2 separate regions of the Homo sapiens genome follow, and region 2 is linked to region 1. A link is an interaction called in ENCODE POLR2A ChIA-PET data of the cell type or tissue named here. Cell type or tissue: Caco-2. All regions are shown on one strand. Links, peaks and the distances in the headings refer to the core of each region. The heading gives the core; the rest is flanking DNA.

Region 1 (10,721 bases), core at 3,317-8,316:
GCACCAGCCCCAGAGGCAGACCCAGTGTTCCTGCCCCAGGAAGGTGGGAGGGAGCGGGGACAGGGGACAGGATGGAGGCTCCTTGAGGGCTGCTGGGAGAATGCCTGGCTTCCTGGCCTTATGTTAAAAAGAAAGAAAGGAAGTAGAGTGGCCTCCTTTGCTCAGCGGTCTCTCCCCAGCAGAGTGGGGGGGACCTGGACAGCCCCGTGCCCTCCCCCAGTGCCAGGAGCATAAACAAAGGAGGTGGCAGAGGATCAGGAAGTCTGAGGACGGGAAATTCCAGGACCTCCTGACTCCACACTCCTCTTCCACCAGTCCCTGAGGAATTGAGGACACAGCATGCAAAGTGGGTGTGACTTTAGACCAGCCCAGCTCTTGGGGAAAGGGACCTTTGGAGGCATGTCTCTGTTTTCTTTGATGTGACAAAATATTGTTGCATGGTTGCAAACTGGGAGTAGCCAATGGGCAGCAATGCTGACTCTTCCTCAGTAGGCAGGTTGTCCACTTGGGTCTCCACCCCTTCACAACCAGGCCCAGACTCCTCTGCGTGGTTTCCAAGGCCCTCCATGCCTGGCCCCTCCACATCCCTCCTTGCCAGCCTGGCCTCTCCCGGCTCTCACACTTGCTTGCTGTGGGACTGTGGGAAGGTTGCATAGCTTCTCTGTGTGCTGTTGCCTCATCTGTAAAGTCAGGGTATTACTATGAGCACCCACCTCACAAGGTTCCTGGGAGCCTCTAACCAGAGTGTGTGTGTGGAGCCCTAAGCAGGTGCTAAGGAGCTGTCAGCTGAGCAATAGTTCGTGAGTCCCATTCCGATTCTCTCTACGAAGCTTCCTTGAGCGACTCCGGGGCCCTCTCAGCTCTTCCTCCAGTGACCCTAATGGCCTCACGTCTGTCGCACCCTGCTCATCCTTCACCCTTGTTTCCTGAGCCTGGGGACTGCACCGCACACAGTTTCCTCACGTTCCCCACCCGGATAGCATGCACATCAGCACTCCTCGAAGACTTGCCAATTCAATGATTTACTTCCCCAGGAAGGAGATTTTTTTTTTTTTGCCACCTTTTGAGCTGGTCTCAGGCCTGGGATCTCTGTTTCCAAATTTGAACCCCCTGAGGCTGGCTGGTCTCACGGCCTCTCTGTGCCAGGCCCCCATCGTGCACACATCCTTCGACGCCCACCCCTGCCTGGAAGATCTTTCATACCTGTCTCTGGACTGAGAGTTCTTCGTGCTGTAGGTGAAAGCTTGTGAGCATCACCACCTGGTGTTCCCACGAGGAAATGAGGGTCACTCCCATGGTTGAGGTTTGCATTGGTTGATGAGTGCCATTGGCGCCCAGCTGCACAGGCCAGCAAACAACCTGGCTTGGCCCAAGCACCCACATCATTGATTATTCTCGAGACTGCATAAAACTAGGTCTAGTGCCTGGGCTGGTTTCCATTTTTCTTGGCAAAGAGATGTTGAAAGATCTCTCTGGGCTCTTGTTGTGCTTCTCTTGCCAGCAACCTGCTGGATGATTTAGGCTCCGTGACCCTTGCTAGCTCCTAGCTCACCCTTCTCCATGGCAACAGAGTCCAGCGGTGCCGCACTATCAGGTCATTTGTAGAGGCTCGAGTGTGGCACCACATGTTGACCATGGGCAGGGAGGGGGGCGGCGTGTCTCAGAGTCCAAGGAACCCACTTCTTCCTTGTTCACGTTTCCACCTGACCTTGTCCCCCATCCTGGCGTTTTTCTCACTGGTGAGCATCTGACTCTGCGGCTTCCACTGGCCCCTGCTCCGTCTCTTTCCCACTAAGCCCATCCTCTCAGTGTGCACCCACTTATTGAATCCAGAACACCTGGGGCTCCTCACTGCTGAAAAGCTTGCCTGCTTTTCTCCTCACCCTGGTGTGGTTGAGCTCTGACCTCCCACCCATGGCTCCATGGCTCATTTCCTCACCTAGAATGTCCCCTCCCTGCGGAGGTCCTCCCTCCCCCACAGAACTCTCATTCTGGAACTGCAAAATCAAGCATTTCACCTTACAGCAATGTAAGGTGTTCTCCGATGGGTTTAGGGGTCTGCTCGGGATGTTCCAGCTTCCCCAAGACCAGGACATCCTGCCTTCCTCTTCTGAGCTCTCTTGGCTTACCTGCAGGCACGGGAAGTGGTTTCTCATCTCTGGAGACACTGGGGTGGGAACAGGCCAAGGAAGACCTCTTCTCACGCCTCCCAAGGGTGCTGTCCTGGCCACTGTTTTATTTTTCCTAAGCCACACTGTCACTAGCTTTATTAAAGATACTTTCTCATGAACAGTCATGACACTGCAGTCAGGACAGGGGCGACCATCAGTAGAAGAACACAGCTCCCCGCCTCCGTGCCTCCCAAACCTAGACAATCCCTGCAACACCCAACGAAGGGCCGACCGGGGCCGCGAGAGTGCTGGGCGCCCTTCACACTCACCATGATGTCACACTCACCATGGTGCTTAACAGCTTCTCACCAGACAGCCTCCTCTTAGAGGAAACAGAAATGGCAGAATTCTCAGTCCAAACATCCACCTCTGAAAACAGGACCCACGGCTCTTCTGAGCGATACCATCTCAGTGTCATCACTAGACTGCCTGCCTGACATGTGGCATCCGACCCGGTCAATGTATGGGGCTAGGGTTTAAAACCCCACTGAGGTTAAGAAAGTCAAATCTAGGTTGACGGTGGGGTGGAAACCCATTTGAGTTTGGTATCGGTGCAGAGGATCCCTGCCACCCAACCAAGCAGAAGTCTCTCTTAAAAAAAGGAGGAGGAGGGGGTGGTTCCTTTCAGGCCAGTTTCTTAGCCATTCCATTAGTGACATTTACTTTTTTTTTTTCCTTGGGACGGAGTCTTGCTCTGTCACCAGGCTGGAGTGCAATGACATGACCTTGGCTCACTGCAACCTCCACCTCCCGGGTTCCAGTGATTCTCCTGCCTCAGCCTCTGAAGTAGCTGGGATTACAGGCATGCGCCACCATGCCCAGCTAATTCTTGAATTTTTAGGAGAGTGGGGGTTTGTCATGTTGGTCAGGCTGGTCTCCCAACTCCTGACCTCGGGTGATCCGCCTGCCTCAGCCTCCCTAAGTGCTGGGATTACAGGTGTGAGCCACCACACCCAGCCGACGTCTACTTCTTCCTCAAAGAACAAAGAATGAAACATTCTATATGTGACAGGGTAGCTTTAAAGAGCAAAACTAAGTTCTGCATTCCTGTAAAACTTTATTCAAAATGTTATTTGATCTATAAAGTCACCAGAAGTACACAGCGTCAAAGAGGACCCCCATCCTCTAGGCCCCAGCTATTCCGGGTCCCCACCTTTTCTGCAGGGCTGTTCCTATCCTTGCCAAGCAGGAACTTCCCTTGTCCTCTTTGGGTAACTTCACCGCTTGTTGGCAGACTTTTTTTCCTTTTTAAATTATGGTAAAACATTTACAGCACAAAAACTTGCCTTTTTAATAATTTTGTTTGTTTGTTTCTGTTGTTGTTGTTGAGACACAGTCTCTGTCACCCAGGCTGGATCGCAGTGCTGCCTCAACGTCCTGGGCTCAGGTGATCCTCCCACCTCAGCCTCCCGAGTAGCTGGGACTTCAGGCACGTGCCACCACACCCAGCTAACATTTTTACCTTTTAGTAGAGACGAGGGACTCACTATGTTTCCCAGGCTGGCCTTGAACTCCTGGGGTCAAGCAGTCCTCCTGCCTCTGCCTCCCAAAGTGCTGGGATTACATGCGTGAGCCACCGTGCCCGGCTTAATCGTTCCATTTTAAAGATATTATATTCACACTGTTGAGCAATCATCACCACTATCTATTTCCAAAACTTTTTCATCACCCTAAACAGAAACTCTGTACCCATTAAGCAATAACGTCCCATTCCCTCAGCCACCAGTCCCCAGTAACCTCGAGTTACTTTCTGTCTCTTTGAATTTGCCTATTCTAAGTATTTCGTGTAAGTAGAATCATACAGTGGTTGTCGTTTTATGTCTGGCTTCTTGCCCTTGGTATCGCGTTTTCAAGGTTGCAGGGACCCTTTTGGGCTATGGCTCTTGAGGGGCAGGTATTATAAGTCACCCCCGGATATCCTCTGGTCCTCCTGGACCTCGGCCCTGTCACCCTGCAGCCTGTCTCTTGGGCCTCCTTGTGATGGTAGAGGGCACTTGGTCTGGAAGTTGCTCCCACTTTTCCTCACGCTATGGAAATCCCAGCCCATCAGTGGGACTATGTACCAGGGGCACCTTTTGATTAAAAGGCTGGGGCAAAATGAATCTGGCCTGAAGTCCTTGGAAGAAGGAGGAGGAGGCCAGGTAACAAGTAATTGAAACAATTCCTACAGCAGCTTGGTCAGAGATTTTAATGGTTATCAAATTATGTCCCTACCTTTTAATTTCTTGTAATCTGTTCCAAAAAGGCAAGAAATAAGATCAGAAATACGGAGCAATATTTATGCACAAAGATGTCCCCTGCAGTGTTGTTTATAATAGCCCCAATGGGAACAACCTAAATAGCCAATCGTTAGAGAATGACTTAAGCAAATTATGGTAAAATATTACATGGCCATAAAAATTCTACTTACAAAGCAAAATAAGATTCTTGATGTTGGGGAAAATACCTATGACAAAATGTTAAGGAAAAAAAAACTTTTTAAAAGCAGACTGGAATTCTCTGTATGCATTATGAGATCATGTGTAAAAAAGAAAAATCACAGGGAAAAAATAAACAGAAGCATATGCCAAGCTGCGTGGTGCAATTATGGTTTTTAAATTTTTTCTTTACATCTTTCTGTACTTTGCAAATTCTCTGCAAAAAGAACATGCATCACTTTGATCTTCAGGACAACAAAGGAATAAATGGGAGGAGAATGTTCCTCTGCATATGATGAAGGAGGAACCAGAATTTGGGGGCTACTGAAGGCCTGGCTCAGACCTGGGAGGCATAAGGCACCTGAGGATGTTTTTGGGGGATGCTATGGGGTGGCGGGATTGGGTGAGGTGAGAGTGGCATGTGTTCACCTGGAAGATAACTGACTTAGACAGTGGTTGGAAACACAGATGCCTTCAAGGGTCTGGCAAGTATCATAATTGATACTTGCAAATGAGCAAAGCTGTGCAATATGATAAGGAGTGGTGGGGACTGTGGCAAAATGGGAGCCACACACCCTGTCTAAAAGAAGTGGCTGCTGAAGTGGCAGTGGTTGCTTGCCTTCGGGAGTGGGGGCCCCATGTGGCCAGACCTTATGTTCTTCAAAGAAGCCAAAAATTCCTATAAACGTGTGTGTGTGTTGTGGGGGTGGGTTTGCTGGGTTTTTTTGTTTGTTTTTTAGAGATAGATTCTCACTCTGTTGCTGAGGCTGGAGTGCAGTGGTGCCATCACAGCTCACTGCAGACTGCAGCCTTGACCACCTGGCCTCAAGCGATCCTCCCACTTCAGCCTCCTATGTAGCTAGGACTACAGGCACACACCACCACGTCTGGCTAATTTATTTTATTATTTGTAAAGACGAGATCTCCCTGTGTTGCCCAGGCTGGTCTCGAACTCCTGGGGCCTGTGTCCCCTCCTGGGGCTCAAGGGATCCTCCTGCCTTGGCCTCCCAAAGTGCTGGAATTACAGGCATGAGCCAGCACGCCCGGCCTCATTGTTTTTTAACGTGTGAAATCTCTAAATAGAACACTGGCATTTAATAAAAAAAAAATATTTTTGACACCATGCAGTCCACATCTCTGGGCCAGATGTGGGTGAGCCACAGAGTCTGCGACCTCTGACCTGTCCCTTCTCCTCCAAGGTGGCTTCCTCTTCCACGGGCTCTGTTAAATGCTCCATGTGGGCAACAGGCCCGCAGCACAGACTGAAAGGGCTTTCCTTTTGTTCTTTCTGCCAGAAAACGAGCCTCCATCTCCACTGGTCTCTGGGATTATTGATTACAACATGCCCCTCACCTCCACCTACCTGAAGCAGATGAAGCTTCGAGTGATGAATTCCCAGGAGCAGGTAAGGCGGCCGTCTCCCCTCACCCCACCTGGAGGCGTCCTGACTTGCCTGGCGGTGGTTGATTCTTTCCAAGACTTGGGGCCACAGCTTGTGTAAACACACGGGAAATCAAAGAGGCCCTTATCTGGTTATCTGGGTTGTCCAGGCGGAGAGGCGGGAGGCAAGAATGTGTTTCTCGTGAGAGGGTCTCCTGTGCAGACAGCCCTGCAGGTCTTCAGGGAGAAAACTTTCCCCTTGGGTGGGCTCGTGGGAGGAGGGGGAGGAGGGGACGTGGAAGGGAGGGAGCCGCAGCCCTGGCCCCTGGAGTTGTTCTTTCTCTGCTCTGCCCTTTATCGCTGGCCTCTTGCCACCTTCCCCCAGGGAGGCAAGAGAGAGTAGCCGCCTGCCTGTGGCCTCTGTCACTCTTGGGGCCCAGAGGACTAGGGGATAGTCCTTGGAGGGTGGACCTGGGGCCTCCTGGCCGTCCAAGCCTCCCCAGCTGGGGTTTGCCAAGGGCCGTGAGACACCATGGAAACAGGCTATGAAAAGAAACTCCCTCTCGCCTGCCTTCCCACACAGTCCACCTCCTAACCCTTTGCAAAGCACGTAGCCTGACTGTCTTTCAAAGAAGGACTAGGTGAGTTCCCCTCCACCTCCACCCCCCAACCACTGCCTAAAACCAGGGTAATCACTTCTTGCCTTCAGCTTGGAGTGTTCTCATCTCTTATGGCATCCAAACCCATCATGTCCTTGTGGCCCTAGCAGGGGATTGGATTCTTTCTCTCCCATTGAAAGATGGGTCAGAACTCGAGTCTGTCTTCCAGCCCTGGATGCAGCTGTCCTGCGCTGCCGGTCTCCAGCCCTGGGTGCGGCCGTCCTGTGCACTGGTCTCCTTGACAACCCCAGCATGCGTGCTCCGAGGGGGTGGTGGCTCCTTGGCCAGATCCATGGTGATGTAGCAGGACACGTGCAGGTGGCATCTTGGCCCGTGTTACCCAGTTTGAGGACTTCAGCTGGGTGGCTTGAACCTGCAGAGCTGCGTATTCCTTTCAAGAGGCAGGGCGGCCAGCCCTCCTGTCCCCACACTGTGCCCAGACCCTAGAGGCTGTGTGACGTAGGCTTTGCTCTGAGCGGTAGAACTGTTTGCTAGAACTGTGTCTCCCACGTCTTCTCATCTGAGCGTGCCTGTTCTGGGATGGTTGCATCTCCAAAAACTTCACATCATCACAAATAATTCCAGTGGGGAAAATGGGCTTGGGTTGGGTTTCCAACGCACAAAGGCAAAGTAGTTTGAGCTGCAGGAGTGTCGGTAATGAGGGTGTTGCTTTTGTTGTTGGTTATAGAATCCCAGCACCACTGTGCAGCCTCTGCATTAGGTCTCCTCTCACTGCCACTGAAGAGCAATCTGTGGCCTTTCTTTCCTGTAGCCATCCTCACTGTCTCCGGCACCTGGCTTCGTAAACACTGTTATCACCGTGCTCATCTGTGCCCATGAAGAATGAAGCACAAAACCGCACAAACAGCCGGAAGCACAGCCCCCTGGTTTTGTTTCATACAGAATGGCACTAAATCCAGGTCACCACTAGAACCAGTAGTGGTCAGTGTCGTGCAAGTTGCGATCTCTCACTAACAAATCAGATATTTGATCTGGTTAAAAATCCTAACTGTATCTTCACTTGCGTCAATGGAAGGAGGGGAGTTAAGACTATGGGTTAGGTGCTTTAACGAGGATTCAGTCATTCCACAAATATTTATGGAGCTCTGTTCTGTGAGCCAGGCTCTGAGGATTTACAGAAACAGCAGTACCCCTAGATTTTCTTTCTTTTCTTTTTTTTTTTTTTTTTTTTTTTGAGGCAGAGTCTCACTCTGCCACCCAGGCTGGAGTGCAGTGGCCCAATCTCGGCTCACTGTAGCTTCTGCCTCCTGGGTTCAAGTGATTCTCCTGCCTCAGCCTCCCGAGTAGCTGGGGTTACAGGCACCTGCCACCACACCTGCTAATTTTTTGTATTTTTTGTAGAGACAGGGTTTCCTCATGTTGGCCAGGCTGGTCTCGAACTCCTGGGCTCAAGCAATCTGCCTGCCTAGGCCTCCCAAAGTGCTGAGATTCCGGCTGGCATCCCTGTATTTTCTTCTGATCTAGGGGAGACAGACACCAGCCAGAGGATCCCACACAAATGCCCAGCTCACAGCAGGCAGTGATAAACAATGGAGGAAGTGATCAGTGGGGCATTGCCATGGTGCAGAAGGACACGTGGCACTGGGGGTACTTAGGGTGGGCTTGGAGGGTGGACTGAGGCAGGGGTCAGGGAAGCTGTGCCTCAGAAAGGGAGCTTCAGCTGAGAGTGGAATCTGAGGGGAAGAGAGTTCCAGGCCAAGGGAACAGCTTATGCAAAGGCCTTGTGGCTCAAGGGAGGACCAAGCCTTCAAGAGATTTGAGGGGCTGGTGTGGCTGCAGCAGAGAATGTGAGGAGTTCTGTTGCCGAAGCAAAAGGGGGAAAGCACAGTGTTGTGTGCATAAGCACCTGATGAGTATCAGGGGATGAACCGAAGTTCATGACCTGAGATGCAGGAATTGCCCTGGTGAGGCTCTGGTAGCTCCCAAAGGAAGAAAGGACTGTGGAGGGCATTTGTCTCCAGGGTGTTCTGGGAGTCCAGCTGGGGCAGGGCCAAGATCGAGGTGGCCTCTGCTTACAGTGGGGCTGGATGTGACTTCCTCAGCTTCATTAGTAGTTTCCAGGTGGGGGCCTCTGAATGTAGCCAGCTTCTTCTGAGTGCGGCAGGAGATGGAAGTTCAGGCCTGCCTTTCACCACCTGGCAGGTGAAGCAGCCTCCCGCCTCATGCCTAGAGCCCTTCATCTGTCAGTCTTCAGCACTCCATGCAAAGCAATGAGCTCTCAAGGCCTCAGCCTCTTAGGCAGTGCCGTTATCCCTGTTTTATGGCTGGGCACGTGGCGCAAGATGAAATCACATGGCTCACCAGATTATTTATCTGCAGCATCAAGGAAGGGCCAAGGACCCAGCAGTCTTTGATTCTTCAGCTTGAGTTAGAACTAAAAATACATATACTTGAATTACTAGCTTATTTCCTGTGCAGCAAAGGCAGGCCAGGGTGGGCGAATGACTCCCCACCATCCAAACACAGCCGCAGGACAGGTTCGGCTGCTGTCAAATCCGATGTCCCAAGACAAGGCTTTGAGAGTGGTTTCATTTCATCACTCTGACCACAAAATGCCAAAAGAGGACATCTGTAGTGTTTGCAAATTTCTAATGCAGGTTACATGGAAAATAAATCCAATTCTAAAGTAACCGGTAACCAGGATAAATATTTTGTTTTATTTTATTTTATTTATTTATTTTGAGATGTAGTCTCACACCGTCACCCTGGCTGGAATGCAGTGGTGCGATCTCGGCTCACTGCAACCTCCACTTCCCAGGTTCGAGCATTTCTCCTGCCTCTACCTCCCGAGTAGCTGGGATTACAGGAGGCCGCCACTAGGCCTGGCTACTTTTTTTTTGTATTTTTAGTAGAGACATGGTTCACTCTGTTGGCCAGGCTGATCTCGAACTCCTGACCTCATGATCCACCTGCCTTAGCCTCCCAAAGTGCTGGGATTACAGGCATGAGCCACTGTGCCCGGCCAGGATAAATATTTTATTAATGCTGAACAAAGCTCTATATCTGAAAACTTTGGGTAAGAAAAAATCTCAATAATCTGTTTATTTCCAACATCACGTATCCAAGAGACAAATGGTAAGATAAGGAGAACATTTTCCCTCACTTTGCTTTGATCAAAATGCAGGTGGTGGGATTTTCTTGAGGGCTGGACAGAATCATGTTACTTGTAGGCCAGTTGTATCAGATTAATATGCTAGAAAATGAGTCCTTCTCTGCAGAGGGTATTAGATAATATGAAAATTCAATAACAAGATTCACAGAAAGAAGAAAGATTCTTCTTGAAGTCTGGTTCAGTGCACCCAATATTTATAGTGTCCTCAATGTACAAGGCACCGCTATGGGGGTTAGACTCCACCCTCTCGGCACCTCCAGCCTAAGACACAGACCCCAAGAGCTGTCATCAAAGTGGCCACACTGAGCAGAAAATAGTGGAGTGTGGTCTGATCAAAGAGTTTTTTTATTTGGGAATACTCTTAAAAAGATATAAAATGGAAATTGTATTTAGTTGCACAGAGGACTGAGCCATCTTCTTGGAAGGGGCAGGGAAGGAAGATTTCAGGCCCCTTGTAGAAATTAGCTGTGGAAGCAGAGAGACAACTGTGCTCCTTCTCCCACCCAGAGGAAGCCGAGGCCCAGAGAGGCTCAGGGCTCACCTCTGGAGGACTGTGGGCACCTCCCTTGCCTCCCTCTCTGCAGTTCCTGGAGCAGAGCTAATGTCCCGCTAATGGTTTTAATGGTCCTCACAGCAGTGTGTGAAGTGGTGCAGCTCCATTGTCTGAGCCCACGTGATGGAGGTTCTAGCTTGCCCCCATTAACCTCTGCCTCCCTCTCCTCTACTGTTCTGTCCTGGCCCAGAATTTTCCTTGGGTCCTGGAGGGCAGGTGAGGAGGAGCAGACCCCTTCACAGACAGTGAGCTCTTCTTAGTAGAGGGGACAAAACAGCAGCCACAGAGCTGTCACCTGGGACAGAAAACAGAAGGGGCTAGTGCCAGGAAGTTCAGAGGCACTGGCTTATTTATTTATTTATTTGGAGATGGAGTTTTGCTCTTGTTGCCCAGGCTGGAGTGCAATGG
Region 2 (10,721 bases), core at 2,704-7,703, 110 kb before region 1:
CTTGATATGTAAAAGACCACATTTTCTGGTCGAGCATGGTGGCGGGTGCCTGTAATCCCAGGTACCCAGGAGGCTGAGGCAGGAGAATCGCTTGAACCCGGGAGGTGGGGGTGTAGTGAGCTAAGATCGTCCAAACTGCCCTCCAGCCTAGGGGAGAGAGGAAGACTCGGTCTCAAAAAAAAAAAAGACTTCACATTTTCTCCTTTGTAAAATTATAGGCATTTTTTAAAAGGTAAGTGGGAGAGGGAGGGTAGTTCTTAACCCACAGTAGAGGGAGGGTAGTTCTTAACCCACAGTGGCGACAATGGCGCTGGCTGCTGGTGGCTCTTGGGCCCAGTGGTGCCACTGGGGGTTTTCTCCAGAGTCTCCAAGGCCCCTAACAGGCCAAGGGCAGAAGGCCTTGCTCGTGGTGGCAGCGACCTTCAAGTGTGCATACGGGACCCGGCATTTGTGAGGGGTCCAGCAGGGGTCAGACTGCCCTAGATCCGTACCAAAAGTTGCTGGGACCGCAGAAATTGGAGAAGCTTCTGGAAGCCTGGCAGCAGCACACTTGACCTCTCTCTCTGGGCTTCCCGAGGCTGGGCCGGTGAACCGAGGCCCCCTAGCCTGCCCGCTGCTCGGGGAATATTGTCACCAGCAGGCCAGGCAGGTGGCGGCTCGTGCTGCAGGTGCTGTGTCACCTGAGCCGGGGTCATGGCCCCTCCACAGGGAGGAGGGAGCCAGGCTCACAGCACAGCCTGCCCGCCGGCCCTCTTCCCCACCGCCACAGAGGAACCATGGCCAGGAGCCTTTCCTGGCCCAGAATCTGGAATGAGGATGCTGTTTTCTCTACCCCACCCACACCCAAGCCCCTACCAGGAGTCAGGTGCCAGTGGGAACTGGGACTGGGGAGAAGGTCCAGCACCTATGAGGCGTGGTCCAGCCTGGCTCACTCTACTGCCCTCCTTTGCTGTTGCTCAGACATTTCAAGTACGAGCCCACTTCATGCCTTTGCACCTGCTGTTCCCTCTGCCTACAATGCCCTTGCCTCGGTGTCCCCAGGGCAAACTCCACACTGCTTTTTTCTTTTTTTCTTTTTTTGAGACAGGATCTCACTCTGTTGCCCAGGCTGAAGTGCAGTGGCACAGCCATGGCTCACTGCAGCCTTGACCTTCCCCTGGGCTCAAGCGATCCTCCCACCTCAGCCTCCAAGAGTAGCCCTGGATTTAACTTCTGGCTTTGCTACTTAACCCTCAAGTGGCCTTGGACAGTCACCATTTTCAGCCTCAGTTTCCCCACCTGTCAATGGGGACTGAGAAGACAGAATGAGATGGTGAGTGTTGGCCAGCCCAGAAAGAGTAGACAGGAAGCTTGAGCTCCTTTCTCCTCTCCCTTCCCTGACCTCTCCCTTCCCTAGGAGAGGAGTGGGGCCAAACCAAACCAAAACCAAACAAAATTGCTGGAAGCCTGACAGGTCTAACGATGGTTTGTAAGATGCCCTGCTCGAGCCGGATGTGCTGTCAGCTTGGCGTCCAGATGGGCACCCTAGAGCAGGGCACGCCTGGCCAGCGCAGTGCACAGATGGTGAAAGCACAGGAGGCCACAGCCAGGCCTCCGGAGCCAGAGCCAGGACTGCAGCGACGGGCAGTGGAGGTGGCGGTGGCCCCTCGGCCTCCAGGCCGTTGCTTCCTCCTGGTGGGCCTCAGCTGCCCGGGTCGGGCTCTGCCACTGGCAGTTGCACTGCGGGACACCAAGCATCGCCAGCCTTCAGGAATCCTTCTCCCTCCCTGACCCTGTCCCCCTGTGACAAGGCAGACAGCGGAGGTCCCAGGAGCAGTCTTGAGCTCTGCGCCTGGGAGGTGGTAGAGTCAGGACATGAACCCCAGGCTCTGTCTGCACTGCCAGGTCCCCTCCAGAACACCCAAGATCCTTGCAGGGTGGGGCAGTCCCTCTGGCCTCAGCACTCTGAGATTTTCTTCTCCCAGAATCTTGCAAGGCAGCCTGTGCAGCTTAGGCCGCCACGGTCCCCACGCCACAGATGGTACAGGGCGCAGCTTCATTCGCTTTAAACCTCGTTCGGAGCCTGTTAAGCCCCTGCTCAGAGCCCTCCATAGCCTTCTGCCATCCCCGGAGGAATCCAGCACCCACGAGGCATGGCCTAGCCTGGCTGCCTGTCCCCCTGGCTCACTCTACTGCCCCTCTTTGCTGTTGCTCAGACATTTCAAGCACGAGCCCACCTCATGCCTTTGCACCTGCTGTTCCCTCTGCCTACAATGGCCTTCCCCCAGTGTCCCCGGGGCAAACTCCACACCGCTTTTTTTTTCTTCTTTTTTTGAGACAAGATCTCACTCTGTTGCCCAGGCTGAAGTGCAGTGGCACAACCATGGCTCACTGCAGCCTCCACCTTCCTGGGTTCAAGTGATCCTCCCATCTCAGCCTCCAAGAGTAGCTGGGATCACAGCGTGCACTACCACACCCGGCTTTTTGGTAGATACGGAGTCTCTCTCTGTTACCCAGGAAGGTCTTGAACTCCTGGCCTCAACGGATCCTCCCACCTCAACCTCTCAAAGTGCTGGGATTACAGGCACCCAACCCACACTTCTTCAAGTCTCTACTGTCACATGCCCTCCTCCTCCGAGCCCTCCCTGACCATCTGAAGGCACCTCCCCTCTCAATTGGTCTGCTCTCTTCTTCTTAGTGCTCATATTATACATATCTTGATTGCCTGTCACACCCCTGCCCCCTGAGAATGTGAGCTCCAAAACGGTGGGAGCTTTCTCTTGTTCAAGGCTGAATCCCAGGGCCCTAGCACCATGCCTGGCACAGAGGAGTCACTGATACATTTGTTGAATGAATGAATGATCAAATGAGCAAATTCATCACTCAGCAAACATTTATGAGCACCTATTGTGGTCAAGATCTTGCTGTAGGTACGGGACCCAGGGAACCAAATCCCTCATACCGGGGCCTCAAGGGAACACATAGCAGAGAACAGAAGGGAGGTAATGAGGACCCTGATGGGCCTGGGTTCTCATCCAAGCCCATCCTCCATTTTCCAGCCGAAAGGTCTGCAGCTTGGCATTTGGCCTGTCTGAGCCTCACAGTCCTCATCTACACAGTGGAACTGAAAATATCTCCCCACCTCCCCACCCCAGCCTCCTCCCCACCCTAGTCTCCTCCCTACCCCAGCCTCCTCCCCACCAATCCAGCCTCCTCCCCACCCCAGCCTCCTTCCCACCAACCCACACCAGCCTCCTCTGCACTCCAGCTTCCTCCCCACTCTAGCCTCCTCCCCACCATCCCACCCCCAGCCTCCTCCCCACCCCAGCCTCCCCACCAACCTACCCCAGCCTCCTCCCCACCTCAGCCCCCTCCCCACTATCCCACCCCCAGCCTCATCCCCACCAACTCACTCAAGCCTCCTTCCCACCCCAGCCACCCTGGTGAATCTATAATCCATTATCCACACGGCAGCCAGAGGGGCCTTTCTTTTTCATTTTCTTTTTTCTTTTTTTCTTTACTTCCAAAAAGTATTTATTTATTTATTTTTGACTAGGTAACAAATTTGCATGGTTCAAAATTCAAAAGGTGCAAGAAAAAATGTAGAAATGATCCCTCCCACCCAGTCCAGCCAGCCAGGACTCCTCCTCACAGGCAGGCAGCTTCTCCTATTTTCATCTATCATGCCAGAGATAATTTTATGTATATACAATGCATACCTTTTTTTTTTTTAAAGCCGACAGTAGCATACTGTGCATGTGGTTCTGTCCTGTTCATTTTTCATTTGACAATTTAATCTGGAGACTTTTCAGAGGGTCTTTTATTTTTTATTTTTTTTGTAGAGACAGGGTCTTGCTCTGTCGCCCAGGCTGGAGTGCAGTGGTGTGACCATACTTCACTGCAGCCTCAACCTTCTGGGCTCAAGTGATCCTTCCCACTCAGCCTCTTGAATAGCTGGGACCGCAGGTGTGCACCATCACACATAGTTTTTTTTTTTTTTAATTTGAGACGGTGTCTCCTTCTGTCACCCAGGCAGGAGTGCAATGGTGCAATCTCGGCTCACTGCAACCTCCACCTCCTGGGTTCAAGCAATTCTCCTGCCTCAGCCTCCTGAGTAGTAGCTGGGAGTTCAGGCATGCACCACCAAGCCTGGCTAAGTCTTTTTTTTTTTGTATTTTTAGTAGAGATGAGCTCTCGCCATGTTGGCCAGGCTGGTCTCGAACTCCTGACCTCAGGTGATCCACCCGCCTTGGCCTCCCAAAGTGCTGGGATTACAGGCTTGAGCCACTGTGCCCGGTCTAAATTAAAAAACATATATATAGAGAGACAGGGTCTTGCTATTTTGTCCATGTTGGTCTCAAACTCTTACCCTCAAGTGATCCTCCCATCTCAGCCACTCAAAGCACTAGGATTACAGGCACAACCCACTGTGTCTGGCATTCAGGGGATCTTTTTAAAATAGATAACCAATCCAATAAATAGATAAACCAATAAAATAGATAACCAATCCATCCCCTGCAAACCAGCCCTGTGGCAGATCTTCATCATTCTTAGAATAAAATTCAAACGTCTACAGGGTCTCCCAGGAGCTGGCCGCTGCCGTCCTCTCTGACCTCTCCTCCCACCTCTCTCCCGCTGGCTCGCTGTGCTCCAGCCACGCTGGCCCCTCTCTGTTCCTCCAATACTGCAGGCAAAGCCCCTCCCAGGGCCCCTGCACTTGCGGTTCTCACCGCCCTCTTCTTCTGAAAGCCTCTCAGCTCCCTCTCTGTTTTTCCAGGTCTGTCATCAATTGCCACCTGCCCAGGGAGGCTCTCCTTGATTATCCTAACTGAAATCTCCCCCCTCCCCCCTGTCCCTTTACTCGTCTTTGTTTTCTAGATATACCGATTACCATTTTTGAGGAGATATATTTGGTCACTGTCTGACTCTTCCACCAGACCGAGTTCCATGAAGTGAGAGGACTGGGTCTGTTTCGGTTACCGTCCATCCTAACACCTGGATTTTGACAAATACTCCGGCTGGGCACAGTGGCTCATGCCTGTAATTCCAGCTCTTTGGGAGACCGAGGCAGGTGGATCACCTGAGGCCAGGAGTTCAAGACCAGCCTGGCCAATATGGCGAAACCCTGTCACTACTAAAAAATACAAAAATTAACCGGGCGTGGTGGCGGGCGCCTGTAATCCCAGCCACTCGGGAGGCTGAGGCAGGAGAATTGCTTGAACCTGGGAGGCGGAGGTTGCAGTGAGCCGAGATGTGCCACTGCACTCCAGCCTGGGCCACAGAGCGAGACTCCATCTCAAAAAACAAACAAAAAATCAAGTACTCCATAAATATTTGTTCTCTGAGCTAATACATGGGTCCCCATTTTACAGATGAGGAAACTGGAAGTGCAGAGAAGGGGAAACCCTTGCCCGGAGTCAGGGTGGAGTCATTGAAAGTCAACCTGGGTTCCCATTGGAGCTCCAGCCACCATTTCCTAGCTGTGTGGTCTGGGGCTGGACTTTTGCCCCCTCTGAGCCTGCCAGTCCTCACCGCCCATCCTGGGCTCTGCGAGGAAAATGAGATGGGTGTCCCTGGTGTTTTCCTGGGGGACCACCAGGAGCCCCACCCAGCTGGCCCATTAATGACAATGAGAAGGTTCCCGGCCATTAACAGTATTTTTAAGCAACAATCCCAAGGAAATATTTTTTAAATCCCGAGGAGTGCTATGGAACAGCTCTGAATTATTAACTGTCCGGCTGCCCTGCTGTATTTCTTGACAGAGTTTATTCTGACATGCACTATTTTCCTCCTGGTAATTTATGAAAAGCTCATTCTCTTCTTCAGGAAATTGCACCCCATTCTCCTGAGCATCCCACCCCAATTGGAATGTATACTGGGTAAATTCAACAAACTTTTATCCTTTTTATTTATTTTTCATTTTTTTATTTTATTATTATTTTTTTAAGAGACAAGATCTCACTTGGTTGCCCAGGCTGGAGTGCAGTGGCGTAATCATGGTTCACTGCAGGCTCAACCTCCTGTGTTCGAGTGATCCTCCTGCCTCAGCCTCCCAGGTAGCTGGGACTACAGGTATGCGCCACCACACCTGGTTGATTTATTTTATTTTATTGTTTTCTTTAGAGATGAGGTCTCGCTGTGTTGCCCAGGCTAGTCTTGAACTCCTGGGCTCAAGTGATCCTACTGCCTCAGCCTCCCAATGCGCTGGGATTATAGGCTTGAGCCACTGTCCCTGGCCCAACTTTTGTCTTTAAAGAGTGTCTGCTGTCCTGCATGATATCAGAGGACATTTCCCAGTGCACTGCAGCCATGTTTTCCAAAATGCACAGCCTGGGGCTTTTAAGGAATTCAATAGAACCTTGTCAATTAGGATGAATGAATCACTGGAATAATTTCACCTGCATCCCCAGCAATAACCGCCCCCCCGCTCCCCCAACTCTCATGCCTGGTGGGGAGATCTCTCATCTGCTTCATATCCAGGTGGTCCTGGGTTCGAGCCCCAATGGAGTGCTCATTTCCTGGGACCCAGCTGCTCTGGCCTCTTCGTTGCCCACCCTGTCCCAGGCTGAGGCCTGTCAGGGACACAGACAGAGTCAAATGAACTGAGATTTAGAGGCAGAGGCCCTAGGTTTCAGTCCTGTCAGCATCACAGGCTAAGCCGATCATCCTTGGGCTAAGTCACCCAACCTCTCTGATCCTGTTGGTTTGTTTGTTTGTTTGTTTTGAGATGGAGTCTCGCTGTGTCACCCAGGCTGAAGTGCAGTGGCACGACCTCGGCTCACTGCAACCTCTGCCTCCCGGGTTCAAGCGATTCTCCTGCCTCAGCCTCCCGAGTAGCTGGGATTACAGGTGCCCGCCACCATAGCCAGCTAATTTTTGTAATTTTAGTAGAGACGGAGTTTCACCATGTTGGCCAGGCTGGTTTTGAATTCCTGACCTCAGGCAATCTGACCACCTTGGCCTCCCAAAGTGCTGGGGTTACAGGGATGAGCCACCATGCCCAGCCTCCATTTTTTTTTCTTATTCAGTTTTTTCTTCCGTCAAACAGGGAGTGACAATCCGAATTCAAAGAGATAGGATCCAAATTCAGGAGATTAAGGCATCATCTCTGCAAACAGAGGGAGATCACCTTGTGCTGCCCCAGGGGAGATCCAAGCTAGGACTTGCCCTCAGGGAGCTCATTCTAGGTTGAGAGTCAGACCAACTGAACACACAAATAAATCAAAGAAATGGCAGATGCTGTTAGGAGCTATGGAGAAAATAAAGCTGGGAGCCAGGGTGGGAAGTGTTGGGGGTGCTATTTTCAGTAGGGGTCTAGGACAGAGGTCTCCTCCATCCCTCCTCTCCCTGCAGTAGGGAAGACTTTGTCGCCCAGGAGACCTTTGGTAGTATCTGAAGATTTTGGTGTCACCACTGGGAGTGGGTGCTACTGGCATCTAGTGGGTAGAGGCCAGAGATGCTGCTAAACGTCCTACAGTGCCCGGGACAGGCTGCACAACAGAGTCATCGGCCCAAGTGTCACTAGTGCTGGGGCTGAGAATCCCTGAGGTAGGGCCTGTGAACCATCACAAGGCCTTGAGCTTTTCCTCTGAGTGATCCAGAAGCCAGGAGAGGGCTTGAAGCAGAGGAAAGACACCACCTGTTTTAGAAGAACCCCTGTGACTGCTGGGCAGGAAATGGGTTGTATTGGGGAGCAGGGGTGGCAGATGTGTCCTCCGACGCCGGTGTAGAATCCACTCTGCCACTCACTGAACTCAGCACTAGGTGCATACACAACCACAAACAAGACACCAGGGCCTGCCCTCCCTGAACTTATGTTCTACTCAGGGGAGAAAGTCAGACAAAGTCTTGCTCTGTCCCAGGCCCTTGATTGGCTCCTCCTATCACCCTTGGGACCAGCCCCAGGGCCCAGGGGCTCTGCTGACCCCTTGCTGGCCTCTCCAGTACCCTGCTCCTCCTTGCTTACTCCTGCGTCCTTTGGTTGTACCAGATGTGTGCTGGCCCCAGGTGGGGCAGATCCTTGCAATGCCGTGTCCTCTGCCCCAGCGCTCACAAGGCCCCTCCCTCCTCCCCCTTGATGCTTTCTCTCTCTCTCTCTCTCTTTCAGACAGGGTATTGCTCTGTGGCCCAGGCTGGGGTGCAGTGGCACAATCATGGTTCACTGCAGCCTTGAACTCCTGGGCTCAAGTGATCCTCTTGCCTCAGCCTCCTGAGTATCTGGGACTACGGGTGTGCACCAGTACGACCAGCTAACTTTTTCATGTTTTGTAGAGGCAGGGTCTCACTATGTTGTCCAGCTGGTCTCTAACTACTGGCCTCCCACAATCCTCCTGCCTCAGCCTCCCAAAGTGCTGGGATTACAGGCGTGAGCCATAGCCCATGGCCCCCGATTCTTCTCAGATGTTACCTCCTTTGAGAATGGCTCCTCCACCTTCAGCCACCCTGTGAAAACAGCTTTTCCCTCACCCTCTCCCTCCTGGCTCCTTACTCTGCTTCTCTCCATCCATCCTTCACCCTCCCATTCATGCAGGCTTCCATCTATTCATTTGTTCATTCATTCACTCAACAAATACAGTGGCTCACACCTGTAATCCCAGCACTTTGGGAAGCCGAAGAGGGAGGATCTCTATCTTTTTTCTTTTTTTTGAGACAAGAATCTGGCTCTGTCACCCAGGCTGAAGTCCAGCGGTACGATCTTGGCTCACTGCAACCCCTGCCTCCCAAGTTCAAGTGATTCTCCTGCCTCAGCCTCCCGAGTAGCTGGGATTACAGGCGTGTGCCACTGTGCCTGGCTAATTTTTGTATTTTTAGTAGAGATGGGGTTTCGCCATGTTGACCAGGCTGGTCTTGAACTCCTGACCTCAGGTGATCTGCCTGCCTTGACCTCACAAAGTGCTGGGATTACAGGCATGAGCCACTGCACCCAGCCAAGGGAGGATCTCTTGAGCCCACGAGTTCAAGGCCAGTCTGAGCAACGTAGTGAGACCCTGTCTCTACAAAAAAAAAAAAAAAAAAAAAAAAAAGTAAAAAAATTAGCCAGGTATGATGGCATATGCCAGTAGTTCCAGCTACTTGGGGGGCTGAGACAGGAGAATTTCTTGAGCCCAGAAGTTTGAGGCTACAGTGAGCTATGATCACACTATTGCACTCCAGCCTGTGTGCAGTTTATTTAAAACCTTTATATTTAAAATAAATAAACTAATACTCAATGAGCTTGACTTAGTGCCAGATGCTATGCTAGGTACAGGGGCCTAGCGGGGAATGGGACAGACAGAGCCCCAGGCCCATGCTGGTTTGTGTCCTGGGGGACAGATGTTACTAACCATGCAAGCACATGCCTGCAGCTGTAAGAAGAGCTGTAAAATAAAAGTCCAGGCTGGGGGTCAAGGAGGGCTTCTTTGTGGAAGTGGCTGCTGACTTGAGATCTGAAGGGGAGTAGGAAGTAGGTGGGTGAAATGTGGGTATGTTGGCTCTGAGGCTGGGGATGGGTGGCAGAGGAGTGTTCTAAGTCTTGGAGTGGGTGAGAGCATGGTGCCTGTTGGAGACAGCAAGGAGACCACTTAATAGCAGAGCACAGAGGGATCGGAGATTGCGTGAAGGCAGTGGAAGATGAGGTCCAGAGGTAACTCAGTCCCAGTTAGGAGCTCCAGGAGAGCCAGTGGGAGATTTGAGGCGGTGGGAAGTAGGTGCTAATTTACATCATAACTCCTCCTACTGCCCTCAGAGAATGACCTGAAGTAGGGTTTGGAAGGCAGCAGGGAGCCTAGTGAGATGGGTGCTGCGGTGTCCAGGCTAGAGGGGGTAGTGGCCTTTGTTGGGAGGTGGTAGGGGAGTTGGAGAGAGAGTTAGAGGTAAAATAGATGGGCTCTGGGAGTAGAGTGGATATGAGAACTGAGAGCAAGGAAGGAGTGAAGGACTCATTTGCCCATTGAATTTCCCTTTACCTAAGTGGAATCAGGCAGAGCTCATGCTGGGCACTAAGGAGTCTACCAGTTCAGGGACCCTTCTCTCCATCCATCCATTCACCCATCCACCCTCCCATCCATCCTCCCATCCATCCATTCACCCATCCACCCTCCCATCCATCCATTCACCCATCCACCCTCCCATGCAGCCACCCATCCACCCTCCCATCCAGCCTCCCATCCATCCATTCAGCCATCCACCCTCCCATCCAGCCTCCCATCCATCCATTCACCCATCCACCCTCCCATTCAGCCTCCCATCCATCCATTCACCCATCCACCCTCCCATCCAGCCTCCTATCCATCCATTCACCCATCCACCCTCCCATCCATCCATTCACCCATCCACCTTCCCATCCAGCCTCCTATCCAGCCAGCCCACCAGCTGGCCAGCCAGTCAGCCTCTCATCCATCCATTTGTCCATTCATCCAGCCATTCCCCCATTAATCCATCTAGCCTCCCATCCATTCATCCGTCCATCCATCCATTAATCCATCCATCTGCCCATCCACCCATCTGCCCATTCATCCATCCATCCATCCATCCATCCATCCATCCATCCTCCCATCCATTCATCAGCCAGCCTCCTGTCCATCCATCCATCCACTTATTTATTCATTCATTCACTCATTCATTCATTAATTCATCCATTCATCCATCCATCCGTCCACCCACCTATCCATCCCAGCCTCCTATCCATTCATCCAGCCAGCCTCCTATGCACCCTCCTATCCATCCAGCCAAATGGCCAGCCAGTCAGCCTCTCATCCATCCAT

The links. Peaks named below come from ENCODE experiments on the same cell type or tissue, not always from the same donor. Only the 100,000 strongest peaks of a DNase experiment are listed, where the experiment ranks them.
Region 2: POLR2A ChIA-PET joins it to region 1 with 7 read pairs; 3 of 35 experiments call an interaction of 5 or more read pairs at or near these places.

What each region holds. Positions count from the first base shown.
Region 1 is chr20:32,506,619-32,517,339 of GRCh38, reverse strand. NOL4L (nucleolar protein 4 like) reads left to right here. Exons shown (of 11, transcript NM_001256798.2): 4 at 5,884-5,993. It overlaps LOC101929698 (a long non-coding RNA gene), which reads right to left and starts at 7,381. Exons shown (of 3, transcript NR_110619.1): 1 at 6,672-7,381; 2 at 5,952-6,125. RefSeq lists a silencer at 5,967-6,362 and an enhancer at 10,075-10,721. In Caco-2, for the core only: CTCF peaks have their summits at 6,945, 7,252 and 7,576; DNase peaks (open chromatin) are centred at 6,059, 6,409, 6,883 and 7,498; H3K4me3 peaks cover 465 bases.
Region 2 is chr20:32,613,700-32,624,420 of GRCh38, reverse strand. No RefSeq gene overlaps it. Among named protein-coding and RNA genes, the nearest start is that of NOL4L-DT, 32 kb to the right of the region's middle. RefSeq lists enhancers at 617-1,167, 4,821-5,321. In Caco-2, for the core only: no CTCF peak of the experiment used is centred there; DNase peaks (open chromatin) are centred at 3,150 and 7,509.